Regions from separate parts of the Homo sapiens genome. Here region 2 is linked to region 1. Evidence: chromatin loops called from intact Hi-C (ENCODE). Cell type or tissue: A673. All regions are shown on one strand. Each heading gives the region's core, and the rest is flanking DNA. Links, peaks and the distances in the headings are about the cores only. Region 1 overlaps DERPC (DERPC proline and glycine rich nuclear protein). Region 2 overlaps CDH3 (cadherin 3).

Region 1 (9,845 bases), core at 501-8,500:
ATGATCTACCCGCCTTGGGCTCCCAAAGTGCTGGGATTATAGACGTGAGCCACCGTGCCTGGCGGGTTTTTTATAATAATAGTTACTAATTTCAAAAGAGAGAGAGAAGCCAAATGCTGGTTAAATAAGGTATATTCTAGAGTGGTCTGATTACAGCCAAAGCTTTTTAGTTTTGGGTAGGGTTCCCATTGTGGGTCAGGATTGATTCTTTGAATGCTGGTGCCTTTTTGAGGGGAAAAAAGTTTCCTTTACTGAGATAAAGTCGTTTGACTAACTTAGGAATACAGAATTTATGTATTGTTTAGTTCATTTAGCTGCGTGAAGGCCCATAAAGATCAAGTAGAAAACTTTTTTCCCTCCTCATGAGATTGGGGACAGGATACATAATTTATTGCAGGGAAAGGTTTGGTTTTCTTTATACCTTCTTATCTTTCCAAGGCTACACATGAGTTGTGGCCTGTGAGTCTGATACCACACTGTAATATAATGAATTTAAATCTTTTTGAAAAGCTACATCACAGAAGTCTCTCCCTGGCTCTGCAGTTAACCTTGTCAACCTAGAATTATTGTTCCTAACGAAAGACATGTTAGTCCTAGCCAAATCTGGGGTTGAACTCTGCTCTTAAGAGATAGTTAGCCGGGCGCTGTGGTTCACGCCTGTAATCCTGGCACTTTGGGAGGCCGAGGCGGGTGGATCATGAGGTCAGGAGTTCAAGACCAGCCTGACTAATAGGGTGAAACCCCATCTCTACTAAAAATACAAAAATCAGCAAGGCGCGGTGGCAGGTGCCTGTAATTCCAGTTACTCGGGAGGCTGAGGCAGGAGAATCCCCTGATCCTGGGCAGCGGAGGTTGCAGTGAGCCGAGATTGCGCCACTGCACTCCAGCCTGAGTGACAGAGTGAGACTCTGTCTCAAAAAAAGAAGAAAGAGAAATTTGGCCGGGCACGGTGGTTCACGCCTGTAATCCCAACACTTTGGAAGGCCAAGGTGGGCAGATCACTTGAGGTCAGGAGTTCGAGACTAGCCTGGCCAAGATGGTGAAACCCTGTCTCTACTAAAAATACAAAAAGTTGCCGGGTGTGGTGGCGGGCGCCTGTAGTCCCAGCTACTTGGGAGGCTGAGGCAGGAGAATCACTTGAACCTGGGAGACAGAGGTTGCAATGAGCTGAGATCGAGCCACTGCACTCCAGCCTGGGCAACAGAGGGAGACACTGTCTCACAAAAAAAAAAAAAAAAAAAAAAAAGTTGCCGGGAGAGCTCTTCCACTGACTCTCTTTTAGTTTCTTGACTTCATGTATAGCGTATTCATCAAATCGTGCCTTCAGATGCTCTTGATAGAGCTGCAATTTCTAAACAAGCCCCATCTTAGAACAAACAACTAGAAATTGCTCTAGTCGTCTTTCAGTGTTGCTGGAATGAATTGAGACTGAAGACTTAGACATATTCTTCTTATACAGATAATTTCCATTGTTATGCTTGTGATTTCTAATAGGGATTTATTTGTATTGTACTTCTTCCCCACCTCTTTTTTCTACTCACTCTGTCTACTCTCAAGGGGATGGGGGCACATTGGGTTGCATGTTCTCATATGCTTTTTTTTTTTTTTGAGACGGAGTTTTGCTCTTTGTTGCCCAGGCTGGAGTGTGGTGGCGCAATCTCAGCTCACTGCAGCCTCCGCCTCCCAGGTTCAAGCAATTCTCCTGTCTCAGCCTCCCGAGTAGCTGGGATTACAGGCACCCGCCACCACGCGCGGCTAATTTTTGTATTTTTGGTAGAGATGGGGTTTCACTATGTTGGCCTCAAACTCCTGACTTCAGGTTATCTGCCCACCTTGGCCTCCCAAAGTGCTGAGATTACAGGCATGAGCCACCGCGCCCGGCCTCATACACTTTTTAATCAATTCTACACTGAATGAAATATATACTCCCTGCCACCTCCATCAGGTGTGTCCTCAGGGGAGTACTCAGGAATCCCTACCTACTGTGCCCTAGAAACAGTTGTGTGGAGTAGAATCTCAAGGAGCAAGAAAAGAAATAACAGAATTCAGGTGTTACAGGATATTTTAAGGTGCTAAAGTAGAATTTTAAAATTCACTAAAGGATGCCCTCCTCTACGTTCCTGACTAGTAGTAAATACACCCACGTGCGTATAAATTACCTAACTGTAGCCAGAGCAGTCTGTAAGTTCCTGTGAACTAAACTCTTAGAAGCTGGGCTCGAACTTCATTTCTACATACATCTGCAGCATCCCAATAGTTCTAGGATAAGACAAGTTTTTACCAGCCTGACTGAGCATGGTGGTAAGATGCTGAGGCCTGTGGGCCACAGAACTATTTGCAGGAGCATTGCTAGATGTCTGGTAATGCCATAGATGTACACAGGCAGAGCCTCCTGCATCAGTGTGTAAAGGTGTGCATTGTTATTGAGGCATGGGGGATTGGTATGCAAGTACAGCTGTGCCATCCCAGCAACCAAATGTGTTTTCGACACCATTGTTCTGAATTCCTGTTCAGAACAGGAGACTGTCCAGGAAATGGAGAATGCACTGAAAATATTTCGGCATTTTTCTCAAGCACATGGTCACAGTGCTTAACGATTGATTTTGGTTGTCAGGAAGTAGGCTCTGTCTCCTTCCCTGCCTTGATCTTCCTAGAATATACCGTGTACCTATGTGAACACCTTATTGCTTCTCTAAAACCACCTGTATTTTACTGTCACTTGTACCCATCCAGGAAAATATACTACATCATCTTCAAAAGCATATTTGCAAGAGCCCCTTCTCTGTGTGCATTATTGAGCCTTTTTTTGATTCGTGGCTAAAATGTACCATTCCTTAAATTGTCAAAATTATGGGTCAGAATGCTGATTTTCTTATCTCACTGTCTCAAAAAACTTAGTTCATCTCAATAGAACTTGGGGTCTTTAAAGCACCTCAGCAGATGTTATATTTGGTCTTTGCAATAGTTTCATAGGACATAATCTAGGTGTCATAGTCACAAAGTGACTTGTTCTTGACTACACAGTAAAGAGGTCCACACTTACAGGCAGGAGAGCTAAATTTAGGCCTTCTGATTTTAAATTGTTATCCTTCTTCAAGAAACCTTATAAAAGGATTTTTAAAGTGCTTTTAGTTCTGTTGAGAGTAGTGGTGGGGCCTCTTTTGGAAATGTTTGGGTTCTGAGCTTGGGTATTACCCCTTTTCCAGTGGTCCCACAATCTGTGCTGGTGCAGAAGGTCTGACTCAATTCAAGGATGCTCTCTTGATTCCATATTGCCCTTCTGACCAGCTATTGCATATACTCCATGCCTGCCTGATGCCTTGATTCTTTTTCGTTCTCATTAATACTTTTTTTCCTTTGGGAAGGCAGAATTGTGTAGTGATTATGAGTGTAGATAGTCAGATGGCCCAGATTTCTACTCTGTCACATAGCAGCTGTGTGTGTCCAACATACAAGCAAGTGACTTCATCTGTGTGTGCCTCAGTAGCCTGATCTGCAAAATAGGAATAAATACCTATATCATAGACTTGTGATGATGGTTGAATGAGAAACCACCAATATATATGCACAGTAAAAATTCCACAGTAAAAATTCAAAACATGTTAGCTGCTACTTATATTTGAATTTAAAAAGTCTAGTGAGTTGGCCGGGCGCAATGACTCAAGCCTGTAATCTCAGTACTTTTGGAGGGCAACGCGGGCGTATCACCTGAGGTTGGGAGTTCGAGACCAGCCTGACCAACATGGAGAAGCCCCGTCTCTATTAAAAATACAAAATTAGCCGGGCATGGTGGCACATGCCTATAATCCTAGCTACTCGGGAGGCTGAGGCATGAGAATTGCTTGAATTCGGGAGGTGGAGGTTGCGGTGAGCCGAGATCGCGCCATTGCACTCCAGCCTGGGCAACAGGAGCGAAACTCTGTCTCAAAAAAAGTCTAGTGAGTTGACCAATTTCATGTTCCCAAAGTGTTTGGTGCTCTAGGAGTAGAGTCATACTATAAGGCTGCAGATCCAAAAGGAAGATTAACATACCAGTAAAGAAATCTCAAGCTTGCACAGTGTCTCACGCCTGTAATCCCACCACTTTGGGAGGCTGATGTGGGAGGATCCCTGGAGCTCAGGAGTTTGGAACCAACCTGGGCAACATAGTAAGACCTGTCTCTTAAAGAAATCGGCTGGGGGTGGTGGCTCACTCCTGTAAACACAGTACTTTGGGAGGCTGAGGCGGGTGGATCACCTCAGGTCAGAAGTTCGAGACCAGCCTGGCGTGGTGGCGGGCGCCTGTAATCCCAGCTACTCAGGAGGCTGAGGCAAGAGAATCACTTGAAGCTGGAAGGTGAAGGTTGTGGTGAGCCGAGATCATGCCACTGCACTCCAGCCTGGGCAACAGAGTGAGAGTCCATCTCAAAAAAACAAAAAAAAAATCTGTTTAACATTTTAATCGGGTGTTTGCTAAGCTTGAGCACAATTATAATACCTATTAACTTTCCATACTACAGGTGGTAAACATTGAACTAATAACCTTCCACTAAACTGCATAATACATTGACAGTACTTAGCCAGAAGCTGTAGTTTTATCCCCGATCCTATCAGCCCCCCATGAATCTATGCATCACAGAAAGTGAAGCCAATTGTCTTTAGGCAAAAATGTCCAGTTCTTACAAAGTACTCCAAGTTTGCCACCAGGTGGTGCTGCTGTTGTATAAAATGAAAGCATATTATCCTTTTTTTTTTTTTCCCCTTTGAGACAGAGTCTTGCTCTTCTGTGTAGACTGGAGTGCAGTGGTGTGATCTCAGCTCACTGCAACCTTTATCTCCCAGGTTCCACTGAGTCTCATGCCTCAGCCTCCCAAGTAGCTGGAACTGCAGGCGTGCGCCACCACACCCAGCTAATTTTTTGTTTTTTTTTTTTTTTTTTTTTTAGTAGAGATGGGGTTTCATCATGTTGGCCAGGCTGGTCTCAAACTCCTGACCTCAGGTGATCCACCCACTTTGGTCTCCCAAAGTTCTGGAATTGCAGGCGTGAGCTACTGCTCCCGGCCAAAGTCTGTTATCTAATTATCTAAGATATTTTCATATCTAAGTGAAAGGTGGTGAAAGCTTTTGATAAGAATCACATCAGAAGTCAGCTTACCATTCACTAAAGATGTTGGAGGACTTTCTCAGTTCCCTTGGATTTATTGATTGATTGATTGATTTTTTGAGACAGTCTCACTCTGTCGCCCAGGGTGGAGCAATCTTGGCTCACCGTAACCTTTGCCTCCCAGGGTTCAAGTGATTCTCTTACCTCAGCCTGCCGAATAGCTGGGATTATGGGTGCCTGCCACCACACCCAGCTAATTTTTGTATTTTTAGTAGAGACTGGGTTTCACCGTGTTGGCCAGGGTGGTCTCGAACTCCTGACATCAAGTGACCCACCGCCTCAGCCTCCCAAAGTGCTGGGAACACAGGCCTGAGACACCGCGCCTGGCCCCCTTGGCTTTATTTTTAAAGGGAGACCCTTTGAACCTTGATAACCAAGGAGGTAGACTTGAAGCTTACATCATTACCAAAGAAAAAAGTAAAATCTTAAGAAACTCCATAGGCTTTTTTAAGAAACATGCAGAGTAGGAAATAGACTACCCTAGGCTGGGCACAGTGCCTCACATCTGTAATCCCAACACTTTGAGAAGCTGAGGTAGGAGGATCACTTAAGCCCGGGCAGTAAAGGCCTCAGTGAGCTATGATTTTGCTCACTCCATCTTGGGCAGCAGAGTGAGACCCTGTCTCAAAAGAAGAAAAAAGTAAGAGGCCGGGTGCAGTGGCTCAAGCCTATAATCCCAGCACTTTGAGAGGCCAAGGTGGGCGGATCATGAGGTCAAGAGATCAAGGCCGGGTGTGGTGGCTAATGCCTGTAATCCCAGCACTTTGGGAGGCTGAGGTGGGTGGATCACCTGAGGTCAGGAGTTTGAGACCAGCCTGGCTAACATGGTGAAACCCCATCTCTACTAAAAATAACAAAAATTAAGCCAGGTGCGGTGGTTCACGCCTGTAATCCCAGCACTTTGGGAGGCCAAAGTGGGTGGCCAACCTGAAGTCAGGAGTTCGAGACCAGCCTGGCCAACATGAAGAAACCTCGTCTCTACTAAAAATACAAAAATTAGCCAGGCATGGTGGTTGTGTGCCTGTAATCCCAGCTGCTCGGGAGGCTGAAGCACGAGAATCACTTGAACCTGGAAGGCAGAGGTTGCAGTGACCTGAGATCATGCCACTGCACTCCAGCCTGGGTGACACAGTGAGACTCCCTCCCAAAAAAAAAAAAAAAAAAATTAGCTGGGTATGGTGACATGCACCTGTAATCCCAGCTACTCAAGAGGCTGAGGCAGGAGAATCACTTGAACCCGGGAAGCAGAGGTTGCAGTGAGCCGAGATGGCGCCACTGCGCTCCAGATTTGGTGACAAAGTGAAACTTGGTCTCAAGAAAAAGAAAAAAAAAAAAAAAAGAATATCCTTAAGAAAGGCACATCAGCATAGTGAGCAAGAGTATGGTCTTTGCAATGTATGTCTTCGGTTCATATCATCTTTTCCTTAGTAGCTATGTGATCTTAATTAGTTTTGCACATACAGTTGACCATTGGTGATTTTAAGCAACCCTATCTCATATGTACAATATTGGTAAAAGAACAATTCCCACTTAGGGCATTGTTAGAGGAACAAGATAAAATGTGTCTAAAGGACTTAGAAAAGTACCTAGCACACAGTAAGTAATAAATATTAGTTGTCGGCCAGGCATGGTGGCTCACACCTGTAATCCCAGCACTTTGGGAGGCTGAGGCGGGTGAATCACGAGGTCAGGAGTTCAAGACCAGCCTGGCCAACATGGTGAAACCCCATCTCTAGGGCCGGGCGCGGTGGCTCACACCTGTAATCCCAGCACTTTGGGAGGCCAAGGTGGGTGGATCACGAGGTCAGGAGATCGAGACCATCCTGGCTAACATGGTGAAACCCCATCTCTACTAAAAATACAAAAAAAATTAGCCGGCCGTGGTGGCGGGCACCTGTAGTCCCAGCTACTCGGGAGGCTGAGGCAGGAGAATGGCATGAACCCCGGAGGCGGAGCTTGCAGTGAGCTGAGATCGTGCCATTGCACTCCAACCTGGGTGACAGAGTGAGACTCCGTCTCAAAAAAAAAAAAAACCCCATCTCTACTAAAAATACAAAAAGTTAGCTGGCCATAGTGGTGGGTGCCTGTATTCCCAGCTACTCGGGAGGCTGAGGCAGGAGAATCGATTGAACCCGGGAGGTGGAGGTTGCATTAGGTGTCATTATTAGTTGTTGTTGTTATTACCCTAAATCTCTTTTTTTCTCTCTACAGCTTGTTTTCACTTGCTTTTTAAAGACAGAAAGCTCATGGTGCAAATTGTTATTTCCAGGTAAGTACATTTTGAGATTTTAAAATTTGGCTTGAAATGATGAGGGCTATAGAGGTGTGCCATGTGTCTGGAAGAATCAGGGTCCTTAGGTGCATCTTGTACAAATCCTTGCATTCTGATCTCTAGTTCCATGCCTAGCACTGCCCAATTTCCCAAGAACTTGACATCCAACAAAGAGGTCCTTTGGGCCTCAAATGGTGGTGTGAGGACACTATTCATCCTTCACCCCTCAAAAATATTGTAACCGCCAGCCCTTTGCTTGCAGTGCGAGGGCTGGAGGCCTGGCAGAATGGGTGCTGATGGAGCTACAGGGGGAGATCGAGGCTCGCTACAGCACTGGATTAGCTGGAAACCTCCTGGGAGACCTACATTACACCACTGAGGTGAGGGGGCTTTTCTTTCCCTGCCTAATGCCTCAGGAAAGCAAGCTACACCAAGGTGGTGCTCCCAGGACCCAGAGTGAGGACTGCCTCAGGTTTGTTATTCAAGGCCTAGCTAATCTGCGATGCTCTCTGCTTGTTCTCCCCCTACCTCTGCAGTAGCAGGGAAATTTAATTTTGGGGAATCTGGAAAGCTCACATTTCTGAAAGTGGAAATTCTCCTATGTGGGGCTAGAAAGTAAAAAGGGCACATGGGTGGGTGGTCCAGTGTGGCTGCTCAACAATGGCAGAGCCAGACCAGGGATTGGAGGTGCCAGCATAGCCTGCCAAGAGCAGCTTTAGGAGGCGCCTGAGTGTTATGGCCTTGCCCCGGAACCTCAGGAATCTCGTTCTTGTTCTGCCAAAGGGAATCCCTGTGCTGATCGTGGGGCATCATATCCTGTATGGGAAAATCATCCACCTGGAGAAACCTTTTGCAGTCCTTGTCAAACACACTCCTGGGGATCAGGACTGTGATGAGCTTGGCCGCGAGACTGGCACCCGGTACCTGGTGACAGCACTCATCAAAGACAAGATCCTTTTCAAAACCCGCCCCAAGCCCATTATCACCAGCGTCCCCAAGAAAGTATGAAAGAACCTCGGATTTTCCCTAGAGAGCGGCCAACTCCTTGGACTCGTGCTCCGCTGCCACCTCGAGGACGGCTCGACGGTTCCCTGGGACCACAGGGGGGTCCTGTTCTGAACACAGGCCACCCACTGGGTGTGAACTCGGATCCCTTCCTTATGGCGGCCGGTTCTCTTGGTGGAAATCTGACCCCATTTCCAAGGAACCCATCTCCTTTTCCAGCTTCATCAGGCTCATTGGCTTCAAATCCAGCACCTTTCCCGGCTGGTGCTCGTGACCCAAGTATGGCTTCTTTTCCAAGAGGGATGAATCCCACTGGCACAGGTGCAGTTTCTTTCCCAAGGCCTGGTGGCCTCTTGGGGCCAGGCCCAGGCCCAGGCCCCACCCTAAACCCTAGGACAGGGGCTCTGCCAGGCCCAGGGCCTCTGTCTAACCCCAGGTTAGGGGGTCTCCCAGGACCAGGTCCTATGTCCAACCCAAGGGCAGGTGGTCTCCTGGGAGCAGGTCCTGACCCCAGAGGTGGTGGTCCCATGGGCCCTGGATCTGGACCTAACCTGAGAGCCGGTGTTCTGTTAACCTCTGGGAATGGTCCTCCCAATCCTAGGCCAGTTGGCCTGGGCCCAGGACCAAACCCCAATCTGAGATCAGGCTTTTTAGGGACAAACCCTGCCCCCAGGTCAGGTGTGTTTCCAGGCCCAGGCCTTGGGCCCAACCCAAGACCAAGTGGCCTGGGCCCAGGCCCTAATCTAGATGCCAGAGCAGGTGGCCTCTTGGGCACAGGATCTGGTCTTAACTTAAGAATGGCTGGACCTCAAGGCCTCGATCTTGCCCCCATTCTAAGAGCAGCAGGTCTTTTAGGAGCAAATTCAGCTTCTTTCTCACAGGCTTCTGGAAACATGGGCACAAGCCCATCCTCCATGGCAAGAGTACCTGGCCCCATGGGCCCAAACTCGGGTCCTAGCTCTCGGGGAATTGGCCTTCCAGGGCCAAATCCATCTCCCATGTCAAGGGCTCCTGGCCCCATAGGCCCTAATTCAGCTCATTTCTCAAGGCCAGTTGGCCCCATGGGGGTAAATGCCAATCCCTTTCCCAGGGGAGCAGGTTCATCTGCCTTTTCTCAGTCTTCTGGCACATTGGCATCAAACCCAGCTACCTTCCAAAGGTCCGCTGGCCTCCAGGGCTCAAATCCAACCATTTTCCCAAGAGCCTCTGGGCCACTTGGCCCCAACCCAGCTAACTTCCCAAGGGCCACTGGCCTGCAGGGTCCAAGTCCAACTACCTTCCCAAGGTCTACTGGCCCATTAGGCCCTGGTCAAGTTACTTTCCCCAGGCCAGCTGCCGGGCATCTGGGCCCTTCTCCAGCTGGCCCTGTGGGTATCAACCCAGCTCCTTTCACAAGGCCAACTGGGACCCTGGGTCTCAACCCAG
Region 2 (12,164 bases), core at 2,383-10,382, 420 kb after region 1:
ACCCCTCAGCTTTTACTTCTCTTCCTGGGAAACCACCCCAGTGGGGAGGCAAAGAAGATGAAATAAAGGATGTAAGTTCCCACGGGACCACCACTTCCCCTTTCCCTTCCTCTCCAGCTGCTGGCCACTTCCCCGTCCCCTCTCCAGTGGGAAGCAGAACAGAGGCTGTGGGAAACCGGCACCATACCGTCCCTGGCATGGGCGCAGCCAGCCCTGCGTGCAGCCAGCCCTGTGTGCAGTTCCTCACCTGTGTAACCTTGGGTAGCCCTGCTGCACCTGAACTTCCTCACTCACAGGTCCCCCAGCCGCCTCCAAGTGTTCAAAATGCCCAGAACTCTGCACTGCCCTCCTCACACCTGCTCTTTCTCTTTCTTTCTTCTTTCCTTTTCTTTCTTTTTCTTTCTTTTTTTCTCTTTCTCCCTCTCTCTCTCTCTGCTGGAGTTTCACTTTTGTTGCCCAGGCTGGAGTGCAATGCCGCAACCCAGCTCACGGCAACCTCCGCCTTCTGGGTTCAAGCGATTCTCCTGCCTCAGCCTCCCGAGTAGCTGGGATTACAGGCATGCGTCACCATGCCCGGCTAGTTTTGTATTTTTAGTAGGGACAGGGTTTCTCCATGTTGGTCAGGCTGGTCTCAAACTCCCGACCTCAGTGGATCCGTCCACCTTGGCCTCCCAAAGTGCTGGGATTACAGGCATGAGCCACCTCGCCTTCTCTCCTCCCCTCCCCTCCCCTCCCCTCCCCTTTCCTCCCGTCCCCTCCCCCCTCCCCCCTCCTTCCCCTCCCCTCCCCTCTCCTCCCCTCCCCTCCCTTCTCTCCTTCCCTCTCTCCTTTCTTCCTTTCTTCTTTTCTTCTTTCTCTCTCTCTCTCCCTTTTTCTCTTTCTCTCCTTTTTTCTTCTGAGACAGAATCTCGCTCTGTCGCCCAGGCTGGAGTGCAGTCACTCAATCTCGGCTCACTGCAACCTCTGCCTCCTGGGTTCAAACGATTACTCCTGCCCCGGCCTCCTGAGTAGCTGGAATTACAGGCGCCCGCCACCACACTCGGCTAATTTTTGTATTTTTAGTAGAGACGGGGTTTTGCCATGTTGGCCAGGCTGGTCTCAAGCGATCCGCCTGCCTCGGCCTTCCAAAGTGCTGGGATTACAGGCGTGAGCCACCGCGCCCAGCCATAGTTTTTCAATCTAAGCTCTATTGACTTTTCAGAGGGAGGATCATGTGCTGTGGGGGCTGTCCTGTGCATTGTAGGGGGTTTAGCAACATCTCTGGCCTCTACTCATTAGATGCCAGTAGCACCCCCACTCCAGTGGTAACAACCACAAATGACTCCAGACATTGCCAAATATCCCCTGAGATGGCATAACTACCCCTGGTTGAGAACCACTCGGTTAGGGTGACCAGCTGGGATGGCGAGGCATCCTCAGACTAGCAAATGGGAAGCCAGGGCAGCCCTTAGTCCTAACAGGGCAAGTGCAGAAACTGCCTTTCAGACCCCAGGGAGTGTTGGAGCCATGGAAGAGGGTCCACATGACAGGAGCTGTGGCCATAGAGGGTGCAGAGCGCAGCCAGTGCCAAACCCAGCCCGGCAGGGAGGGAGCAGGCGGAGGGATACTGCCACTTCCCCTCCTTCCCGCCCCATCTCCTGTGGGTTCCTTCCCCCAATGTAACCAACCTAATCCAGAACACAGGGCAGCTAGGGCTGCCTCCTGGTTGCAGAGCAGCGGGAAGAAGGGAAGAGAGTGGATCTGGGGGAAACGGGGAATTAACCAGCGCAGAGGCCATTGTGGCCATCCCAGTTGGGGTGCTGGTGGCTGGGACAAAGGTGGTGGTGGAGAATGGACAGAAGTGGTTGAATTCCAGGATATCTGGGAGGACTCCATGGATGATCAGCATGGGCAGTCAATAAAAGGAAGGAGTTGAGGACAAGGTGTTTAGGTTTCTGGTTTGGGCAGCTGGGCTGATGATGGTGCCGTCTTTAGAAATGAAGGAGACAGAAAAAGGAGGCCAGGCGCGGTGGCTCACGCCTGTAATCCCAGCACTTTGGAAGGCCGAGGTGAGTGGGTCGCTTGAAACCAGCCTAGCCAATATGGCGAAACCTTGTCTCCACTAAAAATACAAAAATTAGCCGGGCGTGGTGGAGGGCGCCTACAATCCCAGCACCTTGGGAGGCTTAGGTAGTAGAATCGCTTGAACCTGGGAGGCAGAGGTTGCAGTAAGCCGAGATTGTGCCACTGTACTCCAGCCTGGGTGACGGAGGGAGACCCTGCAACCCTGCTCACCCCACTGTAGACTGCACCTCCATGAACCCTTCTCCGGTCACCTTTTGAGCTTGCCTCTCTTGCTTGCCAGCACTCTAATTGACAAGAGTGCTTCTGCGCCGGGTGCAGGGGCTCGTGCCTGTAATCCCAACACTTTGGGAGGCCCAGGAGGGAGGATGGCTTGAAGCCAGATCGAGACCAGCCTGGGCAACACAGTGAGACCCCTTCCTTACCAAAAACAAAAAATCAGCTGGGGGTGGTGGTACACACCTGTAGTCCCAGCTATTCAGCAGGCTGAGGTGGGAGGATTGCTTGAATCCAGGAGGTCAAGGCTGCAGTGAACTGTGATTATACCACTGCACTCAGCCTAGTAGATGGAGTGAGACCTTGTCCCAGAAAAACAACAAATAGGCTGGGTGCAGTGGCTCACACCTGTACTCCCAGCACTTTGGGAGGCTGAGGTGGGCAGATCACCTGAGTTCAGGAGTTTGAGACCAGTCTGGTCAACATAGTGAAACCCAGTACCTAATTAAAAAATACAAAAATCTGCCAGCATGGTAGCTCACACCTGTAATCCCAGCACTTTGGGAGGCCGAGGTGGGTGGATCACCTGAGGTCAGGAGATTGAGATCAGCCTAACCAACATGGTAAAACCCCGTCTCTACTAAAATACAAAAATTAGCCAGGTGTGGTGGCAGGTGCCTGTAATCCCAGCTACTCAGGAGGCTGAGGCAGGAGAATCGCCTGAACCCGGGAGGTGGAGGTTTCAGTGAGCTGAGATCATGCCGCTGTACTCCAGCCTGGGCGACAGAGCGAGACTCGGTCTCAAAAAAAAGAAAAAAAAAAAGAAAAAGAAAGAAAGAAAAGAAAAGAAAGAAAGACAGAAAAGATAAAGCATTGGGGGGTGCAGGGCTGCAATTCTAAGGAGGATGCAGTCCCCTTCAGGGCTGGCATCTCTGACAGGCTGACATGTGGGTGATGCCTGAAGGACGTGAGGGAGCCGAGAGAAATCTAGGGGAATGGCATGCCAGGCAGAGGGCACAGCAAGTGCAGAGGCTCTGAGGAAACGTGGTTTGATTTGGAGTGAAACTTCAGCGTTTTACCTGGCACATGGTAACTGCTTAATTTGTTCAAGTCCTACTAATTATCTTTTTTTTTTTTTTGAGATGGAATTTTGCTCGTCACCCAGGCTGGACTGCAGTGGTGGGATCTCGACTTGCTGCAACCTCCACCTCCCAGGTTCAAGGATTCTCCTGCTTCAGCCTCCGGAGTAGCTAGGGTTACAGGCGCCCTCTACCATGCCCCACTATCTTTTGTATTTTTAGTAGACATGGGTTTTCACCTTGTTGGCCAGGCTGGTTTTGAACTCCTGGCCTCAAGTGACCGGCCCGCCTCGGCCTCCCAAACTGCTGAGATTACAGTCTTGAGTCACTGCGCCCAGTCTATCATTCTTGTAATTAGTGGGCATCGTCTTCCTGGAGTGCCTGGGTCGTCAGGTTCCTGGAGGACACACAGAGGTCTCAGCGCCCTGCCCTGTCAGCTGTGGGCTGGCCGTGGTTTACCGGATGGACAACAGTGGGGACAGAAGTTGGAACGGAGCCCAGGCATTCCTGACCCGCCCCGCCCCTCTCAGATTCCTCCCCGGCCCGCCACACCCCTGCCGCTTGCTGGGCAGTGGGTACAGGGAATGCAGGGGTGGCTTCCCACCCCACCTCTAACTTGGAGAGGGCCTAATACCAAGCGAGGACAAGGCTGGCAGTGACCACCTGGCGATCCCCAACTGCACTGCAGGCTCAGCGCTAAACACTGAGTGCTTTTCCACCATCGCCTCCTAGGGGTCTCCTTTCAGCCCACTGAGAGGCCAGGGTGGTGAGTCACTCCCACATCTGCAGCCTTTAGGGGCTGCTGTCTTAGCCACCGCCCTACCAGACTACAGGGCGCTCTCAGACAGGCTCCCCGGTTCCCCGAGAGAGGAATCTCCTAGCTCCCGCCTGCCAGCTCTGCAGCTGCCCACAGGCCCCGACAGGCCCTGCCGCATCCTCAGGGACTGAGGATACAGCAGAGGAGGAACCAGGTTCTGCCAGCCCCGGGATGGAGCTGAGTCAGGCCTTTTTCAGGGCTCCTGGGACTGGGCCTTGCCCTGAACTCAGCCTCCAGCCCAGGCGTGAAGGAGGACACCCAGGACTGGGCGCCTTGGCCCCCCGCTCCTTACCTGTCCAACCTCATCTCTGCACACACTCTCGACCCATCTCAACCCGTCCCTCTGCTCCAGCCACACTGGCCTCCCTGCTAAACCCTGCTGAAACCTGCTAAACCCTTAGCCCTTGCCATTCCTTTTATGTAGACAGGACACTGCATACTTGCTCCCTGATAGCCTCCAGTCTTTGTCCAAATGCCACCTTCCCAGCAGTGCCTTCCCTGGCTCCTAGAACTGAGCCCTACCCCCAGGCCCTTCCTCCCTAGGCCCCATCCCAGCTCCATTTTCCTCCATGCTTCACTTTTACTAGACCACGTATTTTACTGATTTGTCTTGTTTATGGACTGTTTCTCATTGAAAACTCCCTTAGACTGGGCAGCAAGGGCCTCTACCCTGCCCTTCTGCCCCTCCTCATAGAGCTAAGGAAATGTGACTACTGGCCGGGCACAGTGGCTCACGCCTGTAATCCCAGAACTTTGTGAGGCTGAGGCAGGCGGATCATTTGAGGTCAAGAGTTCGAGACCAGCCTGACCAACATGGCGAAATCCTATCTCTACCAAAAAATACAAAGATTAGCTGGGTGTGGTGTTGTGCACCTGTAGTCCCAGCTACTCAGGAGGCTGAGGCACGAGAATCGCTTGAACCTGGGAGGCGGAGATTGCTGTGAGCCAAGATTACACCACTGCACTCCAGCCTAGGCAACAGAGTGAGACTCTGTCTCAAAAAAAAAAAAAAAAAAAAAAAAAAGGAAATGTGACTACTAGAACCAGCATCTTTGTCCCTCAGGCCTTCCCCAGTTCTGTCCCCAGGCAGCCAGCACAGCCCAGGTGTGTACTCCAAGGCCCATGGGGTGGTCAATGGAATGCTGTGCTGGGGGACAGTGGAGGGAGCTGGGACACATGGGTTGGGGTGCCACACAAGGAGCCTGGTGGTGCTGGATGGTGCTTGGGCTGGGTAGAGCAGGGCACTGGCCGCTGCTCCTGGGCTGGGACTCACCCTCCCCACGGAGGCACACTCTAGCCCAGTATTCTAGGTGTCTGTGAATTCAGATTTAAATCTGGCTCTCCCAATCACTGTGAGGATACACCTGTCCAAGTAGAAAGATAGAGTATCTTTTACTTAGGAGTTTGTGATGTCGATCTTGACACATTTGGTATGTGGGCCCTACACATATATCTACCTGCAGCCCCCATGTTAGTGCTGGGCTCTTTTTTTTTTTTTTTTTTTGAGACGGAGTCTTGCTCTGTTCCCCAGGCTGGAGTGCAGTGGCATGATCTCGGCTCACTGCAAGCTCTGCCTCCCAGGTTCATGCCATTCTCCTGCCTCAGCCTCCCGAGTAGCTGGGACTACAGGCACGTGCCACCACGCCGCGCTAATGTTTTGTATTTTTAGTAGAGATGGGGTTTCACCGTGTTGGCCAGAATGGTCTCGATCTCTTGACCTCGTGATCCACCTGCCTTGGCCTCCCAAAGTGCTGGGATTACAGGCGTGAGCCACCGCGCCCGGCTCACTGGGCTTTTTTACTGTTTTCTGCATTGCTATAACCCTAGCACCAAGAACAGTGTCTTGGGGCTGGGCACGGCGGCTCACGCCTGTAATCCCAGCAGTTTGGGAGGCCGAGGCAGGTGGATCACCTGAGGTCAGGAATTCAAGACCAACCTGGCCAACATAGTGAAACTCCGTCTCTACTAAAAATACAAAAGTTAGCCAGGCATGGTGGCATGCGCCTGTAATCCCAGCTACTCGGGAGGCTGAGGCAGGAGGATCACTTGAACTCGGGAGGTGGAGGTTTGCAGTGAGCCAAGATCGCGTCACTGCACTCCAGCCTGGGGGATAGAGCGAGACTGTATCTCCAAAAAAAAACCAGTGTCTTGCACAGAACAGGTGCTCAATGAAGTTGTTAAACGAATGAATAAAAAAGCCTTAGATGATGCCACATACTCAAGGGGACCCCAGAAGTGGCTGGGAATGCTGTGGCTTTTGTGCTTCAGGGCTACAGAGTCTCAGAGTCAGTGAGGCCAACTCCACCTTGCAGGAAGCCATAAGCATTACCTGAAGGGCACCTTCTACGGCCTGCCTGCCCCACGGCCCCATCTGCAACTGGAGTTTATATCCTTAATTGTAAAAAGAGCCCACCTGGCAATCAAGGAGATCTAGACCCCAAAACTGTCTCTGCTGCTTCCTGATCGTATGTGGCCATTAACCTCTCTCTCATTTTTTCGTTTTTTTTGAGGCAGGGTCTTGTTCTGTCACCCAGGCTGGAGTGCAGTGGTGTAATCACGGCTCACTGCAGCCTTGACCTCCTAGGCTCAAGGGATCCTCCTCCTCAGCCTCCCGAGTAGCTGGGACCACAGGTGTGTGTCACCACACTCAGATGAATCAAAAAAAATTGTTTTTTAATAGAGATGGGGTCTCACTATGTTGCCCAGGCTGGTCTGGAACTCCTGGGCTCAAATGATTTTTCCCACCTTGGCCTTCCAAAGTGCTGGGATTACAGGTGTGAGCCATCACGCCTGGCTGCAATTTCCTTTAAATAAAAGGGAACCATCGAAACTCTCCCCAGGGTTGTGAGGCGGGAGAACATGTAACTGACTCCATATTGACTGTCTTCATCAGTGTCCAAGGCCGTTCCGGCCACCCAGCTGACTCCCTGTGTGGCATGTGGCAGCCAGTGCCACTGTTCCCTTCCTCTCTCCCTCCCTCCCTGCAGACCTGGCGCTTGGGCTGGGAGTTCTATGCGCTGTGGTGGTGGTTTGAGTGAATGGTGCCCTCTGCTGGGCGTGGGGAAAGAGCCTTCAGGGAAATCATACCTGACACAGGCACTCCCTGCAGGTTGGGGAATCTCAGGGAATTCCTCCTGCTGGGAAGTGCAGTTTCCACCAAGGGAGCGCTAGCAGGCCTTGTGAGTCCCTACACTACCACAACAGTAGTGACAACACACAGTATCCTGTGCGCCAGGCACCCTTCCAAGCCCTTACAGATATTAACCCTTTTTTTTTTTTTTTGAGACGAAGTCTCGCTCTGTGGCCCAGGCGGGAGTGCAGTGGCGCAATCTCGGCTCACTGCAAGCTCTGCCTCCCGGGTTCACGCCATTCTCCTGCCTCAGCCTCCTGAGTAGCTGGGACTACAGGCGCCCGCCACCACGCCCGGCTAATTTTTTTGTATTTTTAGTAGAGACGGGGTTTCACCGTGTTAGCCAGGATGGTCTCGATCTCCTGACCTCGTGATCCGCCCGCCTCGGCCTCCCAAATTGCTGGGATTACAAGCGTGAGCCACCGCGCCCGGCCAATATTAACTCTTTTACTCGCCCATTTTATTATTTATTAATTATGATTATTATTATTTGAGACGGAGTCTCGCTCTGTTGCCTAGGCTGGAGTGCAGTGGCACGATCTCGGCTCACTGCAACCTCTGCCTCCCAGGTTCAAGAGATTCTCCTGCCTCAGCCTCCCAAGTAGCTGGGATTACAGGCACGCACCACCATGCCCAGCTAATTTTTAAATTTTTAGTAGAGATGGGGTTTCGCCATGTTGGGCAGGGTGGTCTCAAACTCCTGACCTCAGGTGTTCCACCCGCCTCGGCCTCCCAAAGTGCTGGGATTACAGGTGTGAGCCACCATGCCCAGCCTACTCCCCCATTTTAGATGAGAAAACGGAGACAGAGAGGTTATGTGGTTTGTCCAGGGCCTCATGCCTAGAAGTGCCGGGATTTGAACTTGTACTCTGCTGGGGGGATTGTTTTAACGGGAGGCCAGAAGGTGGGTTCTGCCTTTAGCCTGGAGGGAGTCGTTCCCTGGAGCTCTCCAGCAAGCTTCGAACTGGACACACAGGGTGTGGGCTGTAAAAGGGGCTTCCCAGGGTGACTGCTCCCACACTTTCAATGGCAGGCCCATCGCCTCAGGGCCCTTTCCTGAGTGGCCACCCCCCAGCAGTCCCCGGGCTGGGTCTTCTCCCTGAGTCCCTTTGTGGGCCCGGAAGTGAGTGAGTGAGGTCCATGCCTAGAAATGGGGGGCCGGGAATTCGGGGCCCCAGCTCCTCACCAACTGTCTAGGAATGAGAGCATGCCACCCTCCTCAGGCCTCTCTAGGGACTGGGAAAGCGCACTGTGGGGACAGGGCCTATCTGTAGCCCCTTTAGTCCCTTTGGGAAGAAAAAAAGATCGTTGGGTCAGTGACGAGGGAAAAGGCATGGTATGAAGTGAGGCCTGGCCGCTGGCCCATCTCTGTCCCCACTGGAGGGGCCATAGGGAGTGCCATCTTTTGAGCCTCTTTTTCCATCTGTAAAATGTCAGGGAGGGATTGGGGCACTTTTCAAAATGCTCTGGATTTGGGGGTTCATAAGAATACAAGCTGGGAGGATGAGGCTAGAGAGAAGGCTCTCTGGGTACCCCTGACCCCTTCTTCCAGTAAGCCTCCACTTTTTTTTTTTGAGATGGAGTCATGCTCTGTTGCCCAGGCTAGAGTGCAATGGCGTGATCTCGGCTCACTGAAACCTCTGCTTCCTGGGCTCAAGCGATTCTCCTCCCTCAGCCTCCCGAGTAGCTGGGATAACAGGCATGCCCCACCACACCCGGCTAATTTTTATATTTTTAGTAGAGACGGGGTTTCACCATGTTGGCCAGGCTGGTCTCAAACTCCTGACCTCAGGTGATCCTCCTGCCTTGGCTTCCCAAAGAGCTGGGATTACAGGTGTGAGCCACACCTGGCCAAAGCTCCACTTTTCTTTTCTGTTGGACTTGGATTCTGGGACTTTGCCTTTTAAAAGTCTGGGAGAAAAGATCACTTAATAGAATGAGTGCCAGGGGTGCTTTCAAGGGCCAGTCATCCAAGAGTGAACCCCACATTCAAGGAAGCCCTGATCTCAACCGGGACCACGATCCCCATCTCCTGCCCCCGACCCCACCGTAGAATGCAGGACTGGCTTTGAAGCATCTGCACAAGTGGATGCTGCAAGTTGTTTGACATTGTTAAGGGCAAAAAATTAGAATGACCAATATCTATGGATTGTGGTGACATTAAATAACACATCCAAACTGGATGTGTTGGGGACAGTAAGTCAATATGCCATGTTATGAAAAGGTATAATGCAAAGCATGTGTGTAGGCTGGGCACAGTGGCTCACGCCTATAATCCCAGCACTTTGGGAGGCCGAGGTGGGCAGATCACTCGTCGAGGTCAGAAGTTCGAGACCAGCCTGGCCAACATGGTGAAACCCCGTGTCTACCAAATATACCTATCTATAGATATATCTATAGATATATATATTTTTTAGATGGAGTTTCACTCTTGTTGCCCAGGCTGGAGTGCAATGGCACAATCTTGGTTCACTGCAACCTCCGCCTCCCGGGTTCAAGTGACTCTCCTGCCTCAGCCTCCCAAGTAGCGGGGACTACAGGCGTAGGCCACCACACCCAGCTAATTTTTGTATTTTTAGTAGAGACGAGATTTCACCATCTTGGCCAGGCTGGTCTCGAACTCCTGACCTCATAATCCGCCCGCCTCAGCCTCCCAAAGTGCTGGGATTGCAGGCGTGAGTCACCGCGCCCGGCCCAAAAATATTTTTTAACTAAAATACAAAAGAATAGCTGGGCATAGTGGCAGGCGCCTGTAATCCCAGCTACTTGGGAGGCTGAGGCAGGAGAATCACTTGAACTTGGGAGGTGGAGGTTGCAGTGAGCTGAGATCGTGCCACTGCACTCTAGCCCCGGGGGGAGAGTGAGACTCTGTCTCAAAAAAAAAAAAAAAAAAATTGTGTGTAATGCACAGGAGAAACAGATCCTGGAAGGAGGCACACCAAAGTGTTGAAACACAAAATTCAAAGGACCGATGGTCCTCATCATGGCCAGCACATCAGTTGTTTCTGGTTAGTGTCCACTCTGCGTGGTTAGCGCTGGTGTCTTACCAATGCAAATGTTTTTACTTATTACAGGCACTAAGGATCAGAGTCCTAAGCTTCTGTTTTGCAGATGAGAAGCAGGCCCAGAGTGAGAGAGTGACTTAATATTGTCCCCATCACAGAGCCCAGGCTCTGATTCTTTCTAAACCTCTCGGGGGCTGGTGACTGGTTCCATTGCCAGGGGACTCTACATCCATCCACCGAGGCCAGTTGAGGCTGGGAAAGGCTGTTTTTCCTCCAAATATCTCAGGGGAGGAAGGCCAGCCTAAACAGGGGCTGCTTGGTTTCATGATTAGCCTCTGCTGAAGATAGAGTTTCTGATTTATCCAGGCTTCTCTGAAGGGAGTTGAAGATAACGGGCAGCAGGTGTTTGCTAGCAGAGACACCCAATCCTCCCACACTCCCTGTCAGCAAAGACAGCCCTGGCAGAGGGGAATCTGAGGCCCCAGCTCAGTGGGAGAGGCAGGAGGCGGCTTTGTCCTGAGGGTGCCATGGACCAAGGACAGGTGAGCTTTCTCATCCGACTTCATACCCTTTTGTTGTTGAGATAGGGTCTCACTCTGTCGCCTGGGCTGGAGTGCAGTGGCGTGATCTCGGCTCACTGCAACCTCCACCTCCCGGATTCATGAGATTCTTGTGCCTCAGTTTCCCAAGTAGCTGGGATTATAGGCGCCACACCCAGCTAATTTTTGTATTTTTAGTACAAAAATGTGTGTGTAGGCCGGGCACGGTGGCTCACGCCTATAACTCTGCACTTTGGGAGGCCGAGGCGGGCGGATCAGGCCAGGCTGGTCTCGAACCCCTGACCTCAAGTGATCCACCCACCTCAGCCTCTTAAAGTGTTGGAATTACAGGCGTGAGCCATGGTGCCCAGCCCCAACTTCATTTCCTTTTGGTTTCTCCATCCAAAGTCTGAGGCTTCAGGCTCCTTGGCCTCATCCTTCAGAGTCTTGGCAGCAAACCTGAGTGTGCAGGAGCATCCCACGGAGGGCTTGTCAACCCACAGCAGGGCCCTGCCTAGAGGTTCCGATTCAGCAGGTGGCACCGATAACTCCGGTTCAGGGTCTGTGCTTTGAGCAGAGACGCTTTACAGAATTAGTCATCCTCATGGAAGGAAATGTTTATTTCAACATCAGCAATTTCCTCAGCTTCACTTCAGATTCTTTTGGCTAATTGCAAAGATGACTTTGAACTTCACGTTAACAAGGGCACAAACAGAATTGTTCTATCACTGCTGCCTATTCCTGATTCCTGCATTTATGCCCTGGTATTGTCAGGAATGTTCCAATTTCACTGACATCTTGGGTAGGTTCTCTTAATTTTGTTTTGCTTGATTTCGATGATGACCAGATGTCATTTAAAAAAACAAATACAATGTGGCCATTCTTTAAAGGAGAAAGTCCCCTCAGAGGGTGATTGTGAGGATTTAGAGGAAATAATCGAAGTCCTGTCTGGCCTTTAAAAGTACTGAATAAATGGTAGCTGTTACCAACTAACAGATTGCATGGACCATGTGCCAGATATTAATTCACTTAATCTCCACAAAAACTCCCCATTTTGTAAATGTAAAATCTGAGGCAACTGGAGGTTAAATGATGTGCCAGCGCTGGGCGCGGTGGCTCAAGCCTGTAATCCTAGCACTTTGGGAGGCCGACGTGGGCGGATCACGAGGTCAGGAGATCGAGACATCCTGGCTAACACAGTGAAACCCCGTCTCTACTAAAAAAACACACACACTCAAAAAAAATTAGCTGGGCATAGTGGCAGGCACCTGTAGTCCCAGCTACTCGGGAGGCTGAGGCAGGAGAATGGCGTGAACC

The links. A loop is a pair of places that touch in the nucleus more often than their neighbours do. Peaks named below come from ENCODE experiments on the same cell type or tissue, not always from the same donor. Only the 100,000 strongest peaks of a DNase experiment are listed, where the experiment ranks them.
Region 2: a loop joins it to region 1, with 10 times the contacts of the local background. A loop is called at or near these places in 29 of 110 quality-filtered maps.

Annotation. Positions count from the first base shown.
Region 1 is chr16:69,119,003-69,128,847 of GRCh38, reverse strand. It overlaps DERPC (DERPC proline and glycine rich nuclear protein), which reads left to right. Exons shown (of 3, transcript NM_001002847.4): 2 at 7,355-7,412; 3 at 8,199-9,845. The coding sequence starts at 8,420. It overlaps CHTF8 (chromosome transmission fidelity factor 8), which reads left to right. Exons shown (of 4, transcript NM_001039690.5): 2 at 7,355-7,412; 3 at 7,678-7,795; 4 at 8,199-9,845. The coding sequence starts at 7,390. The coding sequence ends at 8,423. Among named protein-coding and RNA genes, the nearest start is that of CHTF8, 8.7 kb to the left of the region's middle. In A673, for the core only: a CTCF peak has its summit at 4,679 (motif pointing right); a DNase peak (open chromatin) is centred at 4,697.
Region 2 is chr16:68,699,578-68,711,741 of GRCh38, reverse strand. CDH3 (cadherin 3) reads right to left here. Exons shown (of 16, transcript NM_001793.6): 16 at 11,450-12,164. Among named protein-coding and RNA genes, the nearest start is that of CDH1, 32 kb to the left of the region's middle. RefSeq lists silencers at 1-42, 113-282, 4,022-4,316, 7,102-7,396, enhancers at 1-372, 373-874, 3,804-3,948, 4,153-4,710, 7,876-8,376 and 1 more and cis regulatory regions at 3,876, 11,999. In A673, for the core only: a CTCF peak has its summit at 7,221 (motif pointing left); a DNase peak (open chromatin) is centred at 7,191.